2 separate regions of the Homo sapiens genome follow, and region 1 is linked to region 2. Evidence: chromatin loops called from intact Hi-C (ENCODE). Cell type or tissue: PC-3. All regions are shown on one strand.

What was found. Hi-C counts contacts between places; a loop is a spot of excess contacts. Peaks named below come from ENCODE experiments on the same cell type or tissue, not always from the same donor. Only the 100,000 strongest peaks of a DNase experiment are listed, where the experiment ranks them.
Region 1: a loop joins it to region 2, with 3 times the contacts of the local background. A loop is called at or near these places in 2 of 110 quality-filtered maps.

The regions. Positions count from the first base shown.
Region 1 is chr3:79,871,657-79,874,156 of GRCh38, reverse strand. No RefSeq gene overlaps it. Among named protein-coding and RNA genes, the nearest start is that of ROBO1, 100 kb to the right of the region's middle. In PC-3, no CTCF peak of the experiment used is centred here; a DNase peak (open chromatin) is centred at 1,496; H3K27ac peaks cover 1,746 bases.
Region 2 is chr3:79,771,099-79,773,598 of GRCh38, reverse strand. No RefSeq gene overlaps it. Among named protein-coding and RNA genes, the nearest start is that of ROBO1, 4.4 kb to the right of the region's middle. In PC-3, no CTCF peak of the experiment used is centred here; no DNase peak of the experiment used is centred here.

The sequences.
Region 1 (2,500 bases), 100 kb before region 2:
AGCTAAGTCAGTTCTCTTAAACAAAAACAAAAATCGTTACCGGGAATACACAACTGGCTATTTCCACTGAAATCTCACTGGTGATGACTATATCAGATGAGAACCCTTAACTCTTAGGAGAGGCCTCACTGCGAGTACATACAACTGGGAACACCGGAATACTGTCACACATTTGCACACAAATCACAGTTCTCTTAGAAAAGAAGGATGAGGAAACAAATATCAAGTAGGCAACTAGGAGCATTTGTCATGGAAGCTAAGTATGATTGAGGTAAGAATTATTCAACCTAAACTCTACCTGTTGTTAGTGTAAATTTTTCCACTTTTAATCTGCTTCCCAACATGTAGTAACTGTAATTACTGTTAGTCATAAATTTTGCTCAAAAAAATAGCTTCATAATTTTTACATTCCTTTTATTCCACTGGATTCTCAGTTGCCCAGTCCCAGTGTTCTCTGCAGTCACCATGCCTGAGCTGCTTACTAGCATGGCTGCGTTATTACCATGTAATATTCATTCACTTCCAAAACCTTTCTCTATAGGTCCCTCTCACACCATCATCTCCTGTCCTTCTACTTCCCCACTCCCTTACTCTCACTGAATCTGATCTCTGACATCTTTGTGATTTGTGGGCATTCAAACTTCTAAGTCTGGCAAACAATCAGGTCCCTTCTAAATTTCTTTGCCACCTCCTTCCCCTGTCCTCACATCTCCATGTCATGAATCTGGTAACTGATAATTTTATCAGTGCACTCATTTTAGCAGTACACTCATTTATCCTCAAGTCCCCATTGACTTTCCATAGAATATCACCAAGACCTTATGTATAAGACCACATATTTTGCTGTGTCCCAACATAGTACGAATTCCCAGAAGCCATAGATGGTTGTATACAACCTCTGCCACCCTTATCCCCCATGCAAATAGGAAAGAAAGAGTTGGGAGGCCTTTATTTTATACCACCATTCTACTAGGGAAGTGAAGCTTACCTCTTTATACTTAGTACATTATGTGTGTATGCAGGCGGGTGGGTAGGCCCTAGCTCAACAGTATTAATATTTTTGATCTCTGAAAAAATAAATACCTGATACTCACTATTCACTAAATATTGTTTATTGTAATACAATAATTCAACTATAGAAAGCAGTAGTCTCTGAAATCTCAGCAATGTATGGAATCTTTACCTTAGGACACAGATAGTATGTACTTCCTTCCCTGAACCTCCTGGATCTCAAGAATATGAAATATTACAGAAAGAAAGAAAAAATTCTGGGAATCAGGTAGTTCACCAATACATCTCACAGAAAAAAAATGAACAATTGCTCAATGAAATAAAAGAGTCAAAAATCTCATAATAAAGAATAAATCTTTGGGCAATTAAAAATTAGTATGACTTTTGGAGATAAAATCTTCTGGAACTCTTACTCAGTGCTGGGGAATTCATTTTTGCTAGATATGCAGGACTCTGTTAACATAGGCTACCAGCCAGCACTTACATGAACTTTTTGTTATGATAAACTTTTTATTGCAATGGTGCACGTAAGAGGGATTTGACCTGCATATGCCCTGAGAATTCTTTTCCAGAATGTAACTCACTTCAACAAGGCATTTAAAAACATGGGTATACTTTAAATAAAGATGTCTTCAGACTTCAGTATCCCATGCCCTTTAAAATCACAACCACTCAAAGAAATAATTGTTTGACTTCAAAATAAAATAAGTATAAAGATATACTTACTAATGATATGAATAAAATAATAATTATTATTAACAATTCATAGTCTTTATTAGATATGATGCCAAAAATCTACGTTGAAGATCTCTTTCTTGGTACAAATGTTACCTGAAAACATACATTTTTTTGTATATATCCTGTATGTTTACTTTTCAATTCTTTTGAAGTAAGGCCACAGGGATATCTAATTCTGTAATCTTATAGTTCTAAACCTGGACATAAGAGGAACAAGAATTTTCAACTAAAACTTGTTTAATATTATGCTTAAGATTTTAATAAAATGTAGTAAGAGTTGTATGTGAACTCTGAATGAGTTCTATATGAGCAGTAAGAACAAGCAAAATTTACTGATTGCCACCAATTATGTACAGGTTGCTGCTGTAGGTCTTTCTTTGGCTTGGGCTTGAAGTGAGATGCTATATGTAGGTATAAATATGACCCTAGATTCAAAAGATTCAATTATAACTCAAAATATGCAAAGCATCACAAAGCAGCATGGGAGATGCATTTGTCATATCTTAAGCTAGCTCTCATGTTACACAAATGTGCATTTTATCTATGATAACCTTAGCAACAACATTTTTATCTGGTTAAAACTCCTCCAGCATTAAAATCATTACTCAGCATTTCTCACAAAATATTGACCCTTCCCACGCCTAGCACCACCACAACATACCATTTTTGGAAATATGAGAGATGGTGATAGACTACTATATTCTGATCCTATAAACCTTTGAAAAACTTTGTTGGAATAATCATTACTGCT
Region 2 (2,500 bases):
GTCTGGACTCCAAGTGTCACTTCCTTCCCGGTGTTCAGCCACTGCATTGATCTTCCATGGGGGCCTGCCACAAGCTGTTCTGGTGAGGCATTCCACTGGGGCAACTGCCTACCAGGGAGCGCTCTCAGGATCCACATCACTCTAGCTGGCTGGAGTCCCCTGCAGGGATGCTCCACAGGGCAGGCCTAAGCTGCCTAAGGGGCTGCCTCAACCTTCGGCTAATCACCTCGCTTCCAGGTCAGGGAACCAAGACAGGTCAGGGAACCAAGAAATGTAGCAGGACAAGCCGCAGACAAGAACACTTCAGACACTGAGTTATAGAAGGAAAGGGCTTTATTCAGCTGGGAGCATCGGCAGGCTCACGTCTCCTAAAACTTAGCTCCCCCAGTGAGCAATTCCTGTCCCTTTTAAGGGCTTACAATTCTAAGGGGTTCCACGTGAGAGGGTCGTGATCCATTGAGCAAGCAGGGGGTACGTGACTGTGGGCTGCATGCACCAGTAATCAGAATGGAACAGAACAGGACAGGGATTTTAATGATGCTTTTCCATACGATGTCTGAAATCTATAGATAACACAAGCAGTTAGGTCAGGGGTTGATTTTTAACTACCAGGCCCAGGGCTCAGTGCTGGGCTGTCTGCCTGTGAATTTCATTTCTGCCTTTGTAGTTTTTACTTCTTCTTTCTTTGGAGGCAGACATTGGGCATAAGACAATATGAGGGGTGGTCTCCTCCCTTAACTGAATGAGTAAGTGATTCATAACTTTAATGTTAGCTTTTGAAGTTGGTCCAGGACAAAAGCAAATAACGGAATATGATTAAATTTAGCTACCTAAGAATTATGGTATACGAATAAAAATATAGTTTAAAATTATTTCTGTCTTATTATGCTTTATAAGCAAGTCTTTGGGAGTCTTTAAAAGAGATCAAATGAATAGCCTTTAAATACATTAAAGTTTGGTTAGATTTCCTTCTAAATAGTGTAAACAGTTGTGTCTTTTGAAGGGCAAACCATGAAATCTGACCATTAACTTTCATATAACATACAGAAAATTGTTGTTCAGCTCTTAATTAGTGGAGTAATGGTGGCATAATATTGTATATATGTATATTTATATTCATTTATTTGCTCTAATTCAAAATTTATCTGACATTTTACATAGGTTTAAATTTTTTGTCTGTTTTCACAAAAGTATGTGGAGCTTTTATTCCCAGATTTCTTAGGACAATAGGTAGAAATCTTAAGAACTTCCTGTTCAAATTTAAAATTATCTATTAACATTTTCTCTAATCTGGAAAGTCTATAGTAGATGCCAACCCTATTTCGTGTTTGTGTTGTTTTGCCAAAGTATTTTACTTCCACACTTTTATTGTCAACTTTTATCTTGTTTGCTTTATAATCTTGTTTGCTTTATAATCTTGTTAATAGTAGAAAATATCCTCTTCTAGCCTCTTTCTTTGCAAATTTTTATTGGAATTTTAATATGAGCATTCCATTTATGGTGATCATCTTAACCAAATCACTGTGCCATGAAGTTCTCATCCCTTCCACTTAATGTCAAGTTTAATTGACCTTTTTGAAGTTCTATCTTTCTTCTCAAACGTATCATCTTATATAGATATTTTTAACACTTGAGCTGTACTTTCTTCACCTACTTTAGCAATTCATACAGATTAGTTTTGAGCCATGTATTTAGATGTGGTGTCTTGCAACATATATATACACATATGTGCATATATATGTGTATATGTACAGATGTGTATACATGCGTATATATACAGATGTGTATATATGTGCATATGTGCATATATACAGATGTGTATATATGTGCATGTATACATGTGTGTATATGTGCATGTATACATGTGTGTATATGTTGCATGTATACGTGTGTATATGTGCATGTATACATATGTGTGTATATGTGCATGTATACATATGTGTACATATGTATATGTGTATATATATATGTATATTTACGTATATGTGTATACATGTGTATATATACGTATGTGTATACATGTGACTATATACGTATATGTGTATATATGTGTATATATGCGTATATGTGTATGCATGTGTATATATGAGTATATGTGTATGCGTGTGTATATATGCGTATATGTGTATACATGTGTATATGTGTGTATATATGTGTATATGTGTATATATGTGTATATGTGTGTATATAAGTGTGTATATACATATATGCGTATATGTGTGTATATACATATATGCGTATATATGTGTGTATGTACATATATGCGTATATATGTGTGTATGTACATATGTGTGTATATGTGTGTATGTACATATGTGTATATGTGTGTATGTACACATATGTGTATATATGTGTATGTACATATATGTGTATATGTGTGTATGTACATATATGTGTATATGTGTGTGTACATATATGTGTATATGTGTGTGTACATATATGTGTATATATGTGTGTATATATACATATATGTGTGTATATATGTGTATATATACATATA